Regions from separate parts of the Homo sapiens genome. Here region 2 is linked to region 1. Evidence: chromatin loops called from intact Hi-C (ENCODE). Cell type or tissue: Calu3. All regions are shown on one strand. Links, peaks and the distances in the headings refer to the core of each region. The heading gives the core; the rest is flanking DNA.

What was found. Peaks named below come from ENCODE experiments on the same cell type or tissue, not always from the same donor. Only the 100,000 strongest peaks of a DNase experiment are listed, where the experiment ranks them.
Region 2: it touches region 1 in a loop (6-fold over the local background); 2 of 110 quality-filtered maps call a loop at or near these places.

What each region holds. Positions count from the first base shown.
Region 1 is chr6:158,724,895-158,735,394 of GRCh38, forward strand. It overlaps SYTL3 (synaptotagmin like 3), which reads left to right. Exons shown (of 18, transcript NM_001242394.2): 11 at 609-743. It also overlaps the pseudogene AMZ2P2. Among named protein-coding and RNA genes, the nearest start is that of MIR3918, 35 kb to the right of the region's middle. RefSeq lists enhancers at 5,187-5,687, 5,267-6,466. In Calu3, for the core only: no CTCF peak of the experiment used is centred there; a DNase peak (open chromatin) is centred at 5,817.
Region 2 is chr6:158,847,037-158,857,536 of GRCh38, forward strand. LOC124901448 (a long non-coding RNA gene) reads left to right here and starts at 6,552. Exons shown (of 2, transcript XR_007059836.1): 1 at 6,552-6,708; 2 at 10,026-10,231. It also overlaps the pseudogene OSTCP1. RefSeq lists enhancers at 5,611-6,136, 6,137-6,662, 6,237-6,286, 6,567-6,676, 6,663-7,186 and 3 more. In Calu3, for the core only: no CTCF peak of the experiment used is centred there; DNase peaks (open chromatin) are centred at 5,875, 6,445 and 6,715.

The DNA of each region.
Region 1 (10,500 bases), core at 4,540-7,039:
GTCCCAGCCACTTGGGAGGTTGAGGCAGGAGAATTGCTTGAACCCGAGAGATGGAGGCTGCAGTGAGCCAAGATTGTGCCACTGCACTGCAGCCTCCAGTGTGGGTGACAGAGCAAGACTCCGTCTCAAAAAAAGAAAGAAAAAATAAAAAAAGCATCAACTGTTAGCAAAGTATTTTTAGAAAATTTAGAGACATATTTTGATTTTTCCCTTTTTATAAGCATCTTAGAGCTAAAACTCTGCTTATCAGGCTAATTATTATATATCAAGTGATTAAATGCCAGGACCATTTATTAAGGCTAAAATTTGGACTTAAGACTTTTACTAATCCACGAGTAATCTACCCATGACTGTTCATGACTATCCCAAAGCTGGATGTTGTCTGTCTCTGGGCCCTGTGTGCTCGCATGCGCGTGTGTGGTGTGTGTGTGCGTGTGTGTGTGTGTGTGCGCACGTGCACGCATTTACCAAATGCAGGTGTGTCCTCCTACTCAGAAGTTTGCATGTTAGTAACATCAAGTCATAGATGCTTGCTGAAGTCACCACATTTGAACAAAACCAAACTGGGATGGAGACTATAATATTAATTTCTGTTTTTCCTTCTCCAGAAGGTCAGTGCACCAGATATTCTGAAACCTCTCAATCAAGAGGATCCCAAATGCTCTACTAACCCTATTTTGAAGCAACAGAATCTCCCATCCAGTCCGGCACCCAGTACCATATTCTCTGGAGGTTTTAGACACGTGAGTCTCATTCCAATGCTCTTTTTTTGTTTTTTTGTTTTTTGTTTTTTTGGAAAGCATAATGTACAAGTCCTTATTTCAATTACTCCTATTTGAAGGTCCTTATTTTTGGAGAACAGCAAGGCATTTTATTATCCATCCTTCCATTCCTTAAAGGCTTCCACAGGTTTTAGTAAAGTTGCGTTATCCTCAGGCCTGTGTCTTGGAGTTACTCCAGGTGTGTCAGCAGATTCATTATCAATCCACTCCACCAGTGCTCTGTAGCTTTCTATAATGCAGCATTCTGCAACTCGCGTAAACAGATAGGGCAGGAGGGCGCCGGTCAGCTTCTTCCAAGTGGTTGGAGCTGCGTTAGGCATGCAAGCCACTGACAGTGTCGCAGTCCACGTGTGTGTCCAATCTCATGTGTTAAAATCTTACAGGATCAATGTAGTGAAACATTAGTTCTTTCCAGAATGTAATAGTTATCAAAAATTGAATAGTCAGTTGAAGATGTTTTCTGTCACTTCCTCCCTTTGCCTTCATAGCACAAGCTATAAAAATCACTGCCATACTTAGCAAAGCTGAATATCCCTACACCATCTGTCAAAGAGGCCTGTCCAAAGACAAAATTTCAGGAGTCTCTTGGGTAAAGATCAATCATTGTTATCCCCATGACACAGGCGTCTTCAGGTTTCTTCTTTTTTAAGAACTTCAAGATGTCCCCTGCATGAACTTGTAGGCTTTGTTTGTGAATTATCATTGGCTCTAAAGGAACACCTCATTGCAGAAACAGGAACCAGTTCTAGGAGGTTTGCTCTCAAGCCGTAGAATTATGCCTCCCAATAGGCCTTGAGCCATTTCATAGATTCTTCATTGATAATTCTGGTGTTTCCTAGAGATCCAGCGGACTGAATATAAATACTCATTTGTCTGGAGAGAGTGTCTTTCTGTAAGGGCCACTGAAGAACTGTTCAAAGTCTTGGGGAGCCTCTGGATGGGAAGTGATCTAATATGATTGGGAATGCAAAGTAATGGGTCCAAAGAGATCACTGGCTGGCTGGAAGCCTTCGTTCATTCAGCACTGTTTTCCCCAGCATCTAATTTCCCATACTGTGACACAAGGCCTGGGATCTTTGAGATGGAGATGTTTTCAGTGTCTGTTCAGAGTGCCATACTGTTTGCATAATGACAGATCTCTTCTGTTAACATCGTGTTCCTAGGTTGAACTTTCTTTTTTTTTTTTTTTTTGAGACAGAGTATTGCTCTGTCACCCAGGCTAGAGTGCAGTGGCGCGATCTTGGCTCACTACAAGCTCCGCCTCCCAGGTTCACGTCATTCTCCTGCCTCAGCCTCCCAAGTAGCTGGCACTACAGGCGCCCGCCACCACACCCGGCTAATTTTTTTGTATTTTTAGTAGAGACGGGGTTTCACCATGTTAGCCAGGATGGTCTCGATCTCCTGACCTCGTGATCCACGTGCCTCGGCCTCCCAAAGTGCTGGGATTACAGGCGTGAGCCACCATGCCCAGCTGAACTTTCTTTATTTTAATTTTATTTATTTATTTATTTTTTGAGATGGAGTCTTACTGTGTTGCACAGGCCAGAGTGCAGGCTGGTGCCATCTCAGCTCACTGCAGCCTCCGCCTCCCAGTTCAAATGATGGTCATGCCTGTCTCCTGAGTAGCTGGGATTACAGGCGCCCACCACCACGTCTGGCTAATTTTTGTATTTTTAGTAGAGATGAGTTTCACCACGTTGGCCAGGCTGGTCTCGAACTCTTGACCTCAAGTGATCTGCCTGCCTCGACCTCCCAAAGTGCTGAGATTACAGGCATGAGCCACCGCACCCGGCCTAGAACTTTCATTCTTCCTTTTAAATGGGTCAAACAGGTGTTCGGCCATGAGGCTTTATTAGGAAGAAGGCATCCTTCTGAGGTTTTTACCTTATAAGGATGGACATAGCTGGGCCTGGCCGGAAAAGTGTTGTGGAGGGAATCTTCACCCACCAGGCCTCGAGGCCACCCGCCCACCTCCCATGGCCGTTCTCATGTGCGTGTCTCATCCAAGTACTCTTTTTTTTTTTTGAGATGAAGTCTCCCTCTGTTGCCCAGGCTGGAGTGCAGTGGCACGATCTCAGCTCACTGTGACCTCCGCCTCCCAGGTTCAAGCAATTCTCCTGCCTCAGCCTCCCGAGTAGCTGGGATTACAGGCATGAGCCACTGTCCCCAGCCCCAACTACTCTTGATATGTGCGGCATGGTTATGACATCAGTAGACAAGGGGAGGGATGAGCTGTCGCCTTGTGAGAGAAACTGGAATGTGACAATAGAACTTGGAAGTGATATTTTACTTAGGTTGGGATTTGGGGAAACCCTTGCTATACTTTGAGAGTGGTTTTCTTTTTTACATCTTATGATGAACATTTTCATACATATGGGAGTAATAATAAATATTGGTGTCTTTTGATTTTGTGTTTTTATAATTTTGATGAAGTCTGATTTGGCAGCATGTTCTTTTACGGTTAAGTCTGTGTCTCGTCCATCTGCAAGTCATGAAGATATTCTCCCATGTTTTCATCTAGAAATTTAGAAAAGTTTAGCTTTTACCTTCAGGGCTGTGCTCCAGCTCGTTACTATTTTTGTGTGTGAGTGAATGGTGTAAGGTAGAGATTGGGGCTCATTTTTTTCCATATGGATATTTAGTCAACCTAATACCACTTGTTAAAAAAAAAAAGAAAAAAAAAGACTGTTGTATCCCACAGTGACTTTGGCATCTTGGTTGGAAATCAAATGTCCACATAAGTGTGGATCTCCTTATGGACTCTCTGTTCTGCTCCAGTGATCTCTTCGTCTGTCCTTATGCCAAGACCACACTATCCTGAGTACTGTATCTTTGTAGTAAGTCTTGAAGTTGGATATTATAAGTCTTCCAATTTGGTTCTTCTTTTTCAAGATTGCTTTGTGATGTTTTAAATGTATTCTCTGTGTATAGGTAGGCATTTTAATTCATTCGTTCATTCATTTGTTTATTAAAAAACATTAAGGCCGGGCGCGGTGGCTCATGCCTGTAATCCCAGCACTTTGGGAGGCCAAGGCGGGTGGATCATGAGGTCAGGAGATCGAGACCATCCTGGCTAACAAGGTGAAACCCCTTCTCTACTAAAAATACAAAAAATTAGCCGGGCGCGGTGGCGCCACTGCACTCCAGCCTGGGTGGCTAACATGGTGAAACCTCGTCTCTATTAAAAAAATATAAATAAATAAAACACAAAAAATTAGCCAGGCGTGATGGCAGGCGCCTGTAGTCCCAGCTACTCAGGAGGCTGAGGCAGGAGGCTGAGGCAGGAGGATGGAGTGAACCTGGGAGGTGGGGCTTTCTGTGAACCAAGATCACGCCACTGCACTCCAGCCTGGGCGACAGAGCGAGACTCTGTCTCAAAAAACAAATAAACAAAAAACATTGAGTGTTTACTTTTTTGCCTAGAATTGTGACGCATGGTATAATAGGTGGATTCTTGGGTGAGGGGCCATAATGCTTCAATTAACACTTGTGTTAGTCCATCCATGTTGCTGTAACAAAATATCACAGGCTGGGTAATTTATAAACAATAGAAATTTATTTTTCATGGTCCTAGACACTGGGAAGTTCAGGATCTCAAGGCATGGACAGGACTGGTGTCTAGTGGTCTGCTCCTCATAGATGGCTCTAAGTCTCTTCCTCACATGGTGAAAAGGATGGAAGGGCAAGAGGGTCCAGTGCTGTGTGCAGCCTCTTATAAAGGCCTGAATCCCATTCACTAGAGCCCCACCCTCATGACTTATTCAGTTCCCAGAGGCCCCACCTCTTCATACTATCACATTGGCAATTACATTTCAACATGTGGATACTTGGATCTTTCAAGCTGCCTGCTTAGCCCCTTTCCAAGTGTACTGTACTTTACTTTCTTTTTCTTTTTTTTTTTTTTTTTTGAGACAGAGTCTCGCTTTGTCACGTAGGCTGGAGTTTAGTGGTGCGATCTCAGCTCACTGCAAGCTCCGCCTCTCTGGTTCACGCCATTCTCCTGCCTCAGCCTCCTGAGTAGCTGGGACTACAGGCGCCCGCCACCACGCCCGGCTAATCTTTTGTATTTTTAGTAGAGACAGGGTTTCACCGTGTTAGCCAGGATGGTCTTGATCTCCTGACCTTGTGATCCGCTCGCCTTGGCCTCCCAAAGTGCTGGGATTACATATATAAGCTACTGCACCCGGCCAACGTTTTTTTTTTAAAGTTTCCTTTTTTTTGTTAAAGGATAATAATAAATGTTAAAAATAATAATTTCTTTTAAAGACTTTCTTCAAGCCTCCTTGCTTTGTGCTCATAACTCTTTGTTAAGCCCTATCCTATGTAGCTGTTAGATACAAAGGAATAAGTACATTCTGTGTCCTTGTACTTTAACCAAGATATTTGTGCTGAATATGCTCACAGGCACATTCCAGCTTGCAGCCTATGCCCCTTCCTTATTTGGAAATACTACTTTTCTAAGTCCTTTTGCAAGCAACTTCCTCTTTTCCTTTGTTCTCTATTGCCTATACCTATTTTTAAAAGTTTTAAATTATTAGCCAGTCAGGTTTTAGATTGTAAGGTCTGGCTCCAGCCAATGGAGACAAAACACAGCAGCGGGGACAAGCTGCGTAAAGGATAAAAATTGCTTCCCTCCATTGTTCAGGTGTGCTGTCGTCATTGTTCCATCTGTAAGGAGCACCCTTTCTGCAGAAAGTAAAATTGCCCTGCTAAAAAAACTTTTTGTCTAAATGCTAATTTTTCCTTATAGTAGTAAGGAACAAGCATTCTGTTTCTAAATAAACATTTTACTTATAACAAAATGGTGGCCCGTACGGGGATACACTCCTCCAGGGGCGGTCTCTAGTCCTCTCTCATGAGGAGGCGCCCCACTGCCTCGTTGCGGTGGCCTCTGGGGTAAGGAATCGAGACCCACCCTGTGTGACGAATAAACCTGGACTCTCAGCAACGCGGAAAGAAAGCAGCCAGTAACCTGGAGTGCAGGGTCCTCACATACCACGCGGGCCAGGTAACCTCATGCATAAGACAAGGAAGGAAATACCGGAGGAGCTGGTAAAATATTTCCTTGGTGGTCAGGACTAAGGAAAGAAAAGCTGCGGGGCGGTAAAGCATTCCTTGGTTAGGACATACCTAGGTAAGAGAAACCGCAGGGGCGGTAAAGCATTCCTTAGGACTGAAGAAAGAAAAGCCGCCAGGGGGCGGGTCGGGGTGGGGCGGTGAAGTATTCCTTAGTCAGGATGTCTTAAGGGTTAAAAAGAGGTGAAAAGTCCCCATTAGGGGGGAGATTAAACATCACACAAACCTCCAGTAGTAAAAAAGATATTCGGGCCGGGCGTGGTGGCTCACGCCTGTAATCCCAGCACTTTGGGAGGCTGAGGCAGGTGGATCACGAGGTCAGGAGATCGAGACCATCCTGGCCAACAAAGTGAAACCATGTCTCTACTAAAAATACAAAAAATTAGCCGGGCATGGTGGCGGGCGCCTGTAATCCCAGCTACTCGGGAGGCTGAGGCAGGAGAATAGCTTGAACCCGGGAGGCGGAGGTTGCAGTGAGCCGAGATCACACTATTGTACTCCAGCCTGGGCCACAGAACAAAACTCCATCTCAAAAAAAAACAAAACAAAAAAACTAAAAGTCTTTTAGCACAGGTCCTACCCCTAGAATTTCCAGCACAACAGCACCACCCTGGGGACCACGTCCTCATCAAAAAATAAAAAGAAAAAAAACTCAAGCTAGCCTAGGAAGGACCCTACCTTGTGCTGCTAACCACCAAGACTGCCTTTGCACAGCAAAAAAAGGATGGACACATCATACCCAAGTCAAAAAAGCATCATCACCTTCAGAATCATGGGCCATTGTTCCAAAGTTATCTCTCTTTTTCTTTTCTTCCCTTTACTTCCCATCTTATAACTAATTTTTGTTGTCGTTGTTGTTGAGATGGTGTCTCGCTCTGTCACCCAGGCTGGAGTGCAGGGGTGCAATCTCAGCTCACTGCAAGTTCTGCCTCCCGGGTTCACGCCATTCTCCTGCCTCAGCCTCCCAAGTAGCTAGGACTACAGGCGCCCGCCACCATGCCTGGCTAATTTTTTGTATTTTTAGTAGAGACGGGGTTTCACCGTGTTAGCCAGGATGATCTTGATCTCCTGACCTCATGATCCACCCACCTTGGCCTTCCAAAGTGCTGGGATTACAGGCGTGAGCCACCGTGCCTGGCCAACATAACTAAATCTAACTCACCTCAAGTTATTACTTTTAATGCCTGTTTAATTATGCCTTATAAAGATTTACATAACCAAAAACAGCTTACTACTTCAGAAAAATATCTCTGTCCCTCTTGGACTTCCTCAAATTAGGAAGACATAGTAAGTTCCTTTAAGAATACTAGTAATCCAGAGAATAGTAGCTGTATTAGTAAAAATCAGACTCTTGTCCTTCTGAAACAAAATCTCTATGTTCTGCTTAGTCTAATGTCCTATACAACACTAAAGGTTTAAAATAGACTGCTTCCATAGGTCTTTGTCAGTCCTTAAATCCATATATCCATTTCACCAAAAGAATTACTCCTTCTAGTTGTCAATCTCCTTCAACCACTCCATCAATCACTCCTCCCAAGCACAAGGACAAGACTGAAGTCTCTATAGTAAAGGTGAAAAACCTAAGGCAAACGATAGCAATGAAGACAAGGTATCAAAATATAAATGCCTGGCTAAAATGGATTAAATATTCCATCCGCACTCTAAATAAAAGCGACTGTTACGCGTGTGCGCACGGTAGGCCAGAGGCCCAGCTTGTCCCCTTTCCACTCGGACAGTCCTCTAATCGACAAGACGTAGACTGCATAGTAGGTCCTTTTCAAAATCCCACAGCCTAGGATAGTAAACTGTGCCAGACTCTCTCTGCTATTTCCTAAAGTGCAGTACCCTGCAGGTCAGCCCTCAAGGGCCATCCAGCCTCCATCTTCCAAGACCAGTTTTACCTCGTGTCTCCAATGACGAAGGAAAAATTTGGCGTACCTTAAAGACTTAATAGGATGCAGTAACGTCAGGCACTTCCAAGAGCTAACCCATCAGTCCACCCTTATTCATCTCCAAGTGAACGTATGTTAGTATTGTAAAAAACCTTTACTAGACACTCTGCCAAATAATTAAAGCAGTACTTATGCTGTAGTTCAATTGGCTATCCCTTTTACCCTGGCATTTCATCAACCAAAAAAACTCTTTCTTTTAAAAACTCAAGCAAAACAGCTAAGCCAAAACATGTTTTAAAAGTTTAAAAAGAAAAAAAAAAAAAACACTGTAAAATCAAAAGGAGGGAATTGTAGAAAGTAAAAAGTTTCCTTTTCAGTTTCCTTTCTGGTAATAATAATAATGTTAAAAATAATAATTTCTTTTAAAAACTAACTTCCTTCAAGCCTCCTTGCTTTGTGCTAATAACTCTTTGTTAAGCCCTATCCTATGTAGCTGTTAGATATAGAGAAATAAGTACGTTCTGTGTTCTTGTACTTGAATGAAGATATTTGTGCTGAATATGTTCACAGGCACATACAGCTCGCAGCCTATGCCCCTTCCTTATTTGGAAATATTATTACTTTTCTAAGTCCTTTCACAAGCAACTTTCTCTTTTCCTTTATTCTCTATTGTCTATACTTTTTTTATTTTTTATTTTTTGAGATAGAGTCTTGCTCTGTCACCAAGGCTTGAGTGCAGTGGCCCAACCTCAGTTCACTGCAAGCTCCGCCTCCCAGGTTCACGCCATTCTTCTGCCTCAGCCTCCCTAGTAACTGGAACCACAGGTGCCCGCCACCACGCCCGGCTAATTTTTCTGTATTTTCAGTAGAGACAGGGTTTCACTGTGTTAGCCAGGATGGTCTTGATCTCCTGACCTCGTGATCCGCCCTCCTCGGCCTCCCAAAGTGCTGGGATGACAGGCGTGAGCCACCGTGCCCGGCCACCTCTACCTATTTTAAAAAGTTTTAAGTTGTTAGCCAGTCAGGTTTTAATTTAAATTGTAAAGTCTGGCTCCAGCCAGTGGAAACAAGACACTGTAGCAAGGCCAAGCTGTGTAAAGGATAAAAATTGCTTCCCTCCATTGTTCAGGTGTGCTCTCGCCATTGTTCCATCTCCAAGAAGCACCCTTTTGGCCGGGCGCGGTGGCTCACGCCTGTAATCCCAGCTCTTTGGGAGGCCGAGGAGGGCGGATCACGAGGTCAGGAGATCAAGACCATCCTGGCTAACACGGTGAAACCCCGTCTCTACTAAAAATACAAAAAAATTAGCCAGGCGTGATGGCGGGCGCCTGTAGTCCCAGCTACTTGGGAGGCTGAGGCAGAATGGCGTGAACCTGGGAGGTGGAGCTTGCAGTGAGCCGAGATTGCGCCACTGCACTCCAGCATGGGCAACAGAGCGAGACCCTGTCTCAAAAAAAAAAAAAAAAAAAAAAGAAGCACCCTTTCTGCAAAAAGTAAAATTGCCTTGCTAAAAAAAACCTTTTTGTCTAAATGCTATAGTACCAAAAAACAAGCATTCTGTTTCTAAATAAACATTTTACTTATAATAGGGGTGGAGGGGTTGGGATGAGACTGTGCCTTCATAGACAGCCAGTGGGCCAGTTTCTACTAATCTGCCCAGGGTCCCACTAGATTGGAGTCTGAGCTCCTTCAAGGGCCAGAATCACATCCTTGTAGCCCTAGAAACCAACACATAGCCAAGTACGTGGGCTTGGATCCACCCCATGACAGCCGGTGGGATCCTGTGTGACCTGCCCACCACTCTGGCCCGACCTCACCAGCTCTCACCTACCCCATCGCTCATTCCACTCAGCTGCAGGGCCACTGACTGGTGCTGGGACCCCCAGACACATCCCACCTCCAGGCATTTCTGTACCCTTCCCTCCCAGACATCACAAGTCATGCAGTCCCTTCCTTTAAGGCTTTGTTCCAAGCCACCTTCTCAGGGAGCTCCCCCTGCCCCACTCCCCCCACCTGCTCTATGTTAATCCATGTCCTCACCACCCCGACATGCTATAGAGTTGGCTCATCTGTTGGGTATTGTCTGTGTCACCTCCCCACTAGACTCTAATTCCCAAGAGCTGTATCCAACACTTAAATGGCCTCAATAAATGTTTGTTGAGTGATTGGGTTAATCCTAATCATAGTTACCATTTATTGAAAGCCCAAGGCAGGTGCTTCACAGCTCAGTCATTCTCACAAAGATCTTGTTATGGAAGGTGCTGTTATCCCATTTCACAAATGAGGAACCTGAGGTTCACAGAGTTTAAAGCGACTTGCTGAGGTCCTGAGATGACTGTAGAACTCTGATTCAAACCAGGGGCCTGGGGAGTCCATACCGGGGAGTCCAGGCTTTTCACACTATCCCACAGGCGTTTTGTACTCTTACATTGAGCAGTTTTCCTGACCCATGCTGCCTGGTTCAGCCTCACTCACTCAGGGCCAGTCCACACGTAGAAGCAGGGAACCAGGATGCTAGCCTAGGGAGAGGTGGGGTGAGCAAATCCATCTTAGTCCCTTTGCTGCTTAGGGACTTTTTGTTGGAAAACAAAAATTTGTTTTTAACAGCCCCATCAGTGGCATATGAGATTATGCAATTCCCCATATACTCATTAACTTTGAGTATTAATCAGATTTTACACATACACACATGGATGATGTTAATTTTATAATTATTAACTATGCCTAACTAAATCATAGTGCAAATTCAG
Region 2 (10,500 bases), core at 4,990-7,489, 120 kb after region 1:
AATTGCTGCTTTTTCGTTGTCTTCTCATCCTCTTCCTCTATGTATGCTTCTGGGCCCAAATTTCCCCTTTTATGACACCGGCCGTTTTGGATTAGAGCCCACTCTACTGACCTCATTTTAAGCTTCACTGCCTCTGTATAGACCCTATCCCAATCCAAATAAGGTCACAGTCTGAAGTATCGGGTGTTAGGGTTTCGACATAGGAATTTGAGGAGATAAAATTTAGCACACACACCCATGGGCTGTGCATTTTGGTAGCTGGGCAGTGTTAGAAGAAGCCCTTTAATGTGGCAGCCTGTGCTAGTAGCCAGTGGGCCCCGTCGTGGGCCAGGCATGAGCAGAGTTGGTGGTGGGTAGGGCAGGGCAGAGAGCATGCCTTTACCTGGTCTCTTCAAAGCCCATCTCATTTTCTTTCTTTCCTTTTTTTTTTCAGATGGAGTTTCGCTCTGTTGCCCAGGCTGGAGTGCAATGGTACGATCTCGGCTCACTGCAACCTCTGCTTCTCAGGTTCAAGCAGTTCTCCTGCCTCAGCCTCCTGAGTAGCTGGGATTACAGGCATGCACCACCACACCTGGCTAATTTTGTATTTTTAGTAGAGACAGGGTTTCGCCATGTTGGCCAGGCTGGTCTTGAACTCCTGACCTCAGGTGATCCGCCGGCCTCAGCCTCCCAAAATGCTGGGATTACAGGCGTGAGCCACTGCGCCTGGCCCCATCTCATTTTCTTGAAAAGGCCCAAGTAAAGTAGATAGATTTTCCAAACTGTTAGAGGTTGAATTGTGTTTCCCACCGAAAAAAAAAAAAATCCTCTGTTGAAATCCTAACTTCCCCAGTACCTAGGAATGTGACTGTATGTGGAAATAGAGTCTTTAAACAGGTAATTAAATTAAAATTAGGTCATTAGTTGTGCTGTAATCCAATATGGCTCATGTGTTTACAAGAGGAAATCTGGACAGACAGGTGCAGGCATGTGAAGACACAGGCAGAAGACGGTCATCTGCAAGCCGAGGTGAGAGACCTCAAAAGAAACCAACCTTGCCGACACTTTAATCTCAGACTTCTATTTGACAGGATGATGAGAACATAGATTTCTGTTGTTTCAGCCACCCAGTCTGTGGAATTGTGTTATGGCAGCCTGAGTAAACTAACACACAATCCAACCTGGCTAGCACTCCTACTCTCAAAGCCCAGGTTTCACTCAATAATTCCAAACCATGGTTCACTTCTTTTTTTAAAATTAGTATTATTATTTTTTGAGATGGAGTCTCACTCTGTCGCCCAGGCTGGAGTGCAGGGGAGCAATCTCAGCTCACTGCAACCTCTGCCGCCCAGGTCCAAGCAATTCTCCTGCCTCAGCCTCCCGAGTAGTTGGGATTACAGGCGCCAGCCACCACGCCCAGCTAATTTTTGTAGTTTTTAGTAGAGATGGGATTTCACCATCTTGGCTAGGCTGGTCTTGAACTCCTGACCTCGTGATCTGCCCGCCTTGGCCTCCCAAAGTGCTGTGATTACAGGTGTGAGCCACCGCGCTCGGCCATTTCACTTCTTATTAATCACGACCAGTGTTTCCTGAGCACTTACCACATGTCAGACATGGTACTAAGAATGTTATCAGTGTTATTTACTTAACCTGTACAAATAGAGATAGGGACTATTATGAACTTAATTTTTATAGAAAAGAAACCTGAGAGTAAGAGACATGAAGAAACTTGCCTGAGGTCATCCAGAAGGAAGAATAAGGAGTCAAGGTGTCTCCAAGGCAATGCCCTTCCACCCCGAGCACCTCTGTGCTGGCCTGAGAACATGTTCCAGGAGGCAGAGCCTCACTTCATGGTGGGGTCTGGGGCACAGCCAACACATCTGGGGGCTTAGATTATGAAGAAGTGAAGGTATCCCTTAAAGCAACTTTCCTAGTTTCTTGGATTGGCTTATGACTCTAGTTTCTTCTTAATTCTTGCAGAAATCATAACCCCTCTATTAACAGTATTAAGACTATGCCATGCTGGCCAGGCACGGTGGCTCACACCTGTAATCCTAGCACTTTGGGAGGCCGAGGCAGGCAGATCATGAGGTCAGGAGATCGAGACCATCCTGGCTAACACGGTGAAAGCCCGTCTCTACTAAACATACAAAAAAAAAATTAGCTGGGCGTGGTGGCGGGCGCCTGTAGTCCCAGCTACTCGGGAGGCTGAGGCAGGAGAATGGCATGAACCTAGGAGGCGGAGCTTGCAGTGAGCCGAGATCGCGCCACTGCACTCCAGCCTGGGCAACAGAGCAAGACTCCATCTCAAAAACAAAAACAAACAACAACAACAACAAACTGATCTTAAGTAGAGGAAAAGAAGATTGAAGATTGGAAGAAAATGACAGATCATCAAATCACAAAGAAATGGGGGAATGTGGAATCTGTCCTTGATGACTGCCACTGAATATTCACACTAACATCACAGTGAGGTCCCTGTTCATTTGTGCAGGAGAACATGTACAAACATTTAGGCAGAACATACGCAGAGTAGAGTATACAGACCTCTCCCTCCTGTTCAGGCTTTTAGCTGGCATTAGGGGTTTGAGACCTTGGAATGTTGTCAAAGAAAAACACACTTTAAAAGCCCGTTTCCAAAAGGGTGACAAACGGGACTGGATGATGTGTTTAACCTCATGAAATATTGAACTCTTGGATGTAAATCTGCCCATATCACTAGAGATGAAAGAGTTATTCCTGTTTTTATGTCTAATTGTGGAACTGGTGAAATTTGCATTTCCCTAGAATCACTGCCCCTGTTGATAGTTGAAACACACAGTTTTGAAGAACAGCAAATCATACTCTAAGAGGCAGTAGTCCCCTATGTCCTGTCGTTTTCCCTGTTTCTGCCTTCTATAGACACCCTTGCCACCACTCAGAAATGTTTGAGACTTTGTGGAGAAAGTAGACTGGTGAGAATTTCCTCGTACTTGGAAGGGTTAAGCACTGAGTCGATCTACAGCAAGTGGCACACCCAGTTTGAGGTCCACGAGGGTGAAGTAATTTATCTGTGAGTCATATCACTGAATACACTGTTCTATAGAATGTTGGTTAGCAACTCACTTCCAAACATCGTGGCCAATGGTTCTGTTAGACATAACATTTGAAAGTGAGATGAGTTGCTCATGTGGGCTTAGCAATAGGCAATGAAACGAATCTGGCATTGAAACAGACGTGGGTTTTTACAATGGGTTTAGACTGAAAAGAAGTGCTGTGTTGCATGAGTCCATCTTCACACTAAGCATGAAAGCCAGAGAAGGACCATCCGGTGCTCCTGGTGGAGACAGTGTCTCGGGACACTGCCTGTGAGGTTTTCAGGATAGGAAAAAGAAGAGAAAAGGAAACCCAGCCCCTTGGTTTTCTTGTTTTATAATGTGGCCATTTCAGAGGCTGTGACTATAGGATTAAATGCTTAGCAATTGGCAGGACTTTATATTGACTGGTGTTTAAAACTTAAAATTCAGTTATTCCAACCACAGATACTATTAAAAGAACTCTGGAGTCAAGAGGAATGAGCAGGCAAGAGGGTGAGGCTGTGTCTATGGCTGGAGGAAAGGTGTGATGAGTTGCTGTTTTGTTGCTAGGCAATAGGTTTTATGTGACAACAATTCCTTTCCTTTAAAGAACTAGAGTGCTCTTTTTGTTTAATGAAAGCATTAGATTTTCTTGGTACAAGAGGTACCCATTGAGTTTACGTGAATATGTGGTATTATAGTAAACAGTGCTTATGAAAGGGAATGCTATTCTATTTTTGAATTCTTTTGTTTTACATTGCCACCTCTAGAAATCATTTGCCTGAGGAGATGTGGTTTTTTCCTTTTCTCAAATGATTTCTGTTGTTTGGCTTGTCTGACTGTAAACCTCTAAATTACCCCCAGCTGTTATGAATGTGCTTCTGAATTTCTCAACAGATAGCATAGCATGTTTGTGTTTGGGGATGTTAGAAGATTTGCTTTTATAATTCCAAACTAGTTAACAAATCCTGATGTAAATATGTTATGGTATCTTCTATATTTCTTCTTTTATTGATCCTATTATAATGTAAAATGTTGTAGACTGCTTATGGTCACATTAAGACAGGGCCATATATCTCTTGCATCCTTATAGCCTTAATACCAATCTAACATAAAACTTGGCATATAGTTTATATCAATAAATGAACGGTTGTTGAATAAGTGAATGAATGGATGCACAAATCATTGATATACTGTTGCATTTTCCAGTGACGTGGATTTATTTATTTATTTATTTATTTATTATTTTGTTTTTGAGATGGAGTCTCGCTCAGTCTCCCAGGCTGGAGGGTAGTAGTACGATCTCAGCTTACAGCAACCTCTGCCTCCCCTGCCTCTCCGGTTCAAGCGATTCTCCTGCCTCAGCCTCCTGAGTAGCTGGTATTACAGGCATCTGCCACCATGCCCTGCTAATTTTTGTATTTTTAGTAGAAGATGAGGTTTCACCATGTTGGCCAGGCTGATGTAAAACTCCTGACCTCAAGTGATTCACCTGCCTCGGCCTCCCCAAGTGCTGGGATTACAGGCGTGAGCCACTGCGCCTGGCCTGATAATATTCTTCTATATTTTAGAGACCATGGAGTTAATTCTAAAAATGGAAAATACTTAGGCCTGAATACCAGCCCATAGGTTTACTATTTTTCCCTAAGGTAATGTCTTCTCCTTAAGCAGCATTAGAGCTTTGCTAACATGCCATCTAAAAATGTACCCCCCAAGCTGGGCTCAGTGGCTCACGCCTGTAATCCCAGCACTTTGGGAGGCCGAGGCAGGCAGATCACCTGAGGTTGGGAGTTTGAAACCAGCCTGACCAACATGGAGAAACCCCGTCTCTACTAAAAATACAAAATTAGCTGGGCATGGTGGCGCATGCCTGTAATTCCAGCTACTCGGGAGGCTGAGGCAGGAGAATTGTTTGAACCCGGGAGGCAGAGGTTGTGGTGAGCTGAGATCGCGCCATTGCACTCCAGCCTGGGCAACAAGAGCAAAACTCCGTCTCAAACAAACAAACAAACAAACAAACAAAAAAATGTATCCCCCCAAGAACAGGAAGAAGTGTCATGGAGGTCTTTTATTTTCAACAATATAGAAACATTTTTGGATGAACTTTGTCTCTCAGGTTTTGGAGAATTAAAATGCCTCCCTTATCCCATCCCTGCCACACTCTAGGACATTGATTCATGTTCCCAAAGAATAATGGTTAGCTTACTGTATGCCAGCTACTATTCTTAGCTCCTTACATGAACTAATCCTTTTAATCCTCACAACTACACTATGAAGCGGATGCTACTATTGTCCACTTTATGGGGGAAGAAACTGAGGCACAGAGAGGTTAGCTTGCCTCGGGACTCTGTCTCTGCTGAGATTGGAAGCAGAAGACTAGTTCCAGAATTCACACTCCTAACCCTACTACAACACCTGCTCTCAAACAGAGAAGGGAAAGGAAGTCCTGGCGTTTGCACTCTCCTTGATCTTGTGCTGGTCTGGTCTGGACATGGACCAAGGCTTGGGGGCCTTGCACACGTAAGTGAGTGCAGATGCCCGGCCCAGCCCCAGGGCTCCCTTGTCCTTGAGCTGGGGCCACGCTGAGGCTGAGGCTGGCCTCCATGGCTTGACTTGAGGCCACCTCCAGATCCACACCCTGAAAGCTTGGGACTGGCCTTCTCAGAGAATGGGGCAAAACACTCTGACGCCAACTACAACCATCACAAGGAGGTACATTCTCTGTAAGGGCAAGCCTGGGGCTGCACCCAAGTAGACTAGCAGACACTCATTACAGAGAGAATGTTCTGGCACTCTGGCCCTGCCAAAGGCTACCAGAACACAGAAGGCCCTTTCTTCCAAGGGGCCGAAGGAGGAGCAGGCACACACCATATGCCTCACTCACCACACGAAACCACACACCACATAGCACACACGCGTGCACCCTCATACCACACTGACCCTTCACCACACACACACCCATACACCTTCATGTCACACATACCACACACACAGATATACCACATGCACCCCATACACCCCACCACACACATACAAACACCACACCATATACACACACACACAGTACAACATACACACTCACACACCATATGCCACACACATATACTTTACACATATACATACCTCCAAACACACACCATGCACACACACGGTACACCATACACACACCACACACTATGCACACACCATGTACCACACACATACCCCTCCAACATCACATGAACACTACGCACCCTCCCCCATACCACACACATACACGCACACGTACCATGCACGCACACACACCACAATGTGCTGTTACTTAACAGGTTTGCCTTCCCACAACTCTATCAGCAAACCCTTCTGGAGGCGCAGCCCACACCTGCATTCCAAAGAACGCAAATCCCTTCCCTGCCCGATGAAAGGCCCCTCCCACAGTGAGTCACAGAAACTGCAGCCGAGCAGGCAGTGGTGGGCCCCACCCTTCTCACAGGAAGTGAGAAAGAGTAAATATGTAGTTTTTCTTTGAGGGCCAATGCACATGTTAAATGGGTGATTAAGAAGACAGAGAGCTGCTTAAAAGGTCATGGGAGAAGTACAATGTCTGGGGACTTGGCAGTAGCCTGGCAGAGACCGCAGGAATCCTATAGAGTCTTTTATGGACAGGGCTCTGAAATTCCAGAGCCTGCAGGAGGTACCTTCCCCTTTGACTCGGCGGGGCTGTACCACTAAGAATGCACTGAGCATTGGGTGCACTTGGGATACCTGAGCTGTGGGGCCAGAGAGGCAGCCCTAGGGGAGAATTCCGGAGTTGGGGCTGGGTTCTTTCAGCATAAAAAATCAAAGTGTCGCTTCTTTAATGAACCTCCCGGCAAGGTCTTCCCTGAAGACCTTGAACAAGTGTTCTTAAACAAGTGTTCCTTTATGCAATTAAAGGCCAGGGAAGCTGGGGTCTGAGAGGCCATGGAGCCATTGGGATAATAGTGACAGTTCGGCTACCATTCAACTGGGCTTCTGATGAATCATGCTGGGGGCAAGGACTCCAAATCACCAGCTCTACTCTATACTCGAATCAGTAGGCAGTTCAGACAGTCTTGGGGGATTTGGGCAAACGAACGCTCCACTTAGAATCTCTCCAGAAAGACAAAGGGGGTGCCTAACAAACAATTCAAGGACTGTGGGAAACCAATGATCATCAAGGGCTCAGTTGTACAGTGTAAACCAAAAAGTATCTGAGACAGGTCTCAATCAACTGAGAAGTTTATTTTGCCAAGGTTAAGGACAGGCCAGGGAGGAAGAAACACGGAATCACAGAAACAGTCTATGGTCTGTGTCGTTCTTCCAAGATGATGTTGAGGGCCTCGATGTTTAAAAGGGAAAAGTGGGCTGGAGAGGAAAGAGGAAGGGCATGGGAATCTACTTGTTGCAAGGGAAAAGGAGCAGGAAGAGGAACAATCAGTTACGTTTCCTCTAGCAGTCTGTAAATTGGTGCTTTACATAAGATGAGCATAGAGTTTAGCTGCCTGTGGTGGGGATATCTAGCCTTTTATCTGTAGCTATCTGCTTAGGCACAAACAGAAAGGCAGCTTCTTGCATGACTCAGCTTCTAGTTTAATTTTTTCCTGTTGCCAAGAAAAAACTGGGGTCCTGAGAGTTTTTCTTTTCCTTTCACAACAGGAAGAAACAAACTACAGAGCCCCTAGGTATACTGGGGCCACCTGGGGTCTTGTTAAAAATGTGCATTTGGGGGAGGGGCGGAGAGTCTGCGTTCCCCCCATGCAGTGCCCAGGCTGCTGCTCTGTAGGCCACACTTTGAATACTGAGAGTACCAGAGAGGACTTGGTGGTAGGGGGTGGTGGGTGGATTCTGGTACAGTTGGAGGGAGGAGGCTTCCTGGGGTGAGGGCACTGAGATGGGTCCTGGTGGTAAGATTGTGTGGGGAGGAGAATAAAGGTACCCCAGATCAACCTTGTGGGGCAACAAGTGACCTGACAAACTCCCATCATGTATGGCCACTGTCCCCCATTCAAGGCCAGGGACCGTTGGAGGAGTTGGAAAGTTAAGAGCTTGAAAACTGGATTCTGCCTCACTGGGAGGTTCACTGACATTTAGTCTTCTCTGAAAGATGGGCATAGTTATACCAATCCTACAGGAGTAGTGTGAAGATTAAATGAGATGACATATAAAGTGCTTAGGGCCTGGGGCAGCATAAGTGGTAGAATATTTGTTCATATTATTATTGTTATTATTATTAGCTGAAGCAATTTTTTTTTTTTTGAGATGGAGTTTTGCTCTTCTTGCCCAAGCTGGAGTGCAGTGGCACGATCTTGGCTCACTGCAACCTCTGCCTCCCAGGTTCAAGCAATTCTCCTGTCTCAGCCTCCCAAGTAGCTGGGATTACAGGTATGCGCCACCATGCCTGGCTAATTTTTTGTATTTAGTAGAGACGGGGTTTCACCACGTTAGGCAGGTCTGGAACTCCTGACCTCAGGTGATCCACCTGCTTCAGCCTCCCAAAGTGCTGGGATTACAGGCCTGCACCACCGCGCCCGGCCCTCCTGTTGACTTCTTTTTTTTCTTTTTTTGAGACGGCGTCTCACTCTGTTGCCCAGACTGGAGTGCAGTGGCACGATCTCAGCTCACTGCAACCTCTGCCTTCTGGGCTAAAGCAATTCTCCTGCCTCAACCTCCCGAACAGCTGGTATTACAGGCATGTGCCACCACGCCCAGCTAATTTTTTTTATTTTTAGTAGAGACGGGGTTTCACCATGTTGGCCAGGCTGCTCTTGAACTCCTGATCTCAGGTGATCCACCCGCCTCGGCCTCCCAGAGTGCTGGGATTACAGGCCTGAACCACCATGCCCGGCCTTCCTGTTTACTTCTGAGCCCTGGGCCAACATACTTCAGAACAGAAGGCCCCTGGTGGCTGGAGGGGCTCTCTTCTCCCTCTTCATGGCCCTGAAGGGGCGGGGCAGTGGTGACACTGAGAGGGACAGGAGAATTGGACCTGCCTTGACAAGACGGCAGCAAGGCCTCATTCCCTGGGGCCTAGAAGAAGGTGACTGCGCTGGGCATACACAGGGGAGAGGATTCAGAGTATTCAAGACGAATATATTGGGTAGAAAAAGTTATTTAAAATATTTGAAACAAGTCTCATTTTTACACTGAAATGTCACAGTCCTTCAGGCTCTCTGTTTTAGCCAAAGGACATCAGGACATGGTCTTACCCGAGATATAGCCAGATTCAGTATAGGTACTTCTTAGTGTTAGGTGTTCTAATGCCTGTGTCCTGCCCCAGCCCTCCATGAGAGCCAAGAGCTGTGCTGAATAGAATTGCTGAGCCCTTGCAGAAGAGGGTGTCATATTTTCCAAATATTCCCTTTGCAAGATAAACTAGCCAGAAGGTAGGAGGTGTCAGGCAGCGCCGAGCACCGGCTGGGCCAGACCTCTGGAAGAGCAACTGGGAATGTTGATTACAGGGCAAGAATCTAAACAGCAGTGATTTATTTTCCAAAGTTGCTGGCACTTTTTAATCCCTTTTTCTCTCTTCCTCTTCCCTTTAACAGGGCAGAGCAAACAATCTTCAGGCCAATGCAATGCTTTGTGGGTTTTTTGCATTGATTTGTACATGAAACCATGTTTTTTTTTTTTTTTTGAGATGGAGTCTTGCTCTGTCGCCCAAGCTGGAGTGCAGTGGCACGATTTCAGCTCACTGCAACATCCACCTCCCGGGTTCAAGCGATTCTCTTGCCTCAGCCTCCTGAGTAGTTGGGATTACAGGTATCCACCACCATGTCTGGCTAATTCTTGTATTTTTAATAGAGATGAGATTTCACCATGTTGGCCAGGCTGGTCTCGAACTCCTGGCCTCAGGTGATCCTCCTGTCTTGGCCTCCCAAAGTGTTCGGATTACAGATGTAAGCCTCTGCTCCTGGCCTGAAACCATGAATTTTTTATGTGGCCATTATTATTTTATAAATGCTGCTTTCTTTCTCTATCTGTTCTTTTCAGTACTTAGCCAGCGTGCAGAGAAGCTTCCCAGTTAGGAGGTGAAGAAACACAAGGCTGCACTGGATGCGGAGGCTCCCACCTGGAATCCCAGCACTTTGGGAGGCCAAGGCTGGAGGATTGCTTGAGCCCAGGAGTTCAAAACCAGCCTGGGCAACATAGTGAGAACCTGTCTCTACAAAAAATAAAAATTACCTGGGTGTGATGGTGCACGCCTGTAGTCTCAGCTACCTGAAGGACAGAGGTGGGAGAATGGCTTGAGACCAGGAGATTGAGGCTGCAGTGAGTAGAGATCACGCTACTGCATTCCAGCCTGGGAGACAGAGCAAGACCTTGTCACAAAACAAAACAAAACAAAACAAAACAAAACAAAACAAAACAAAAAAAACACAAGGCCACCCTTCCTCACGATGCCGCAGGTCCCCTCCCCTTCTCTCAGCATGGCTGGAGAGCCCCTCAACTGTGGCCTGCTGTCCTT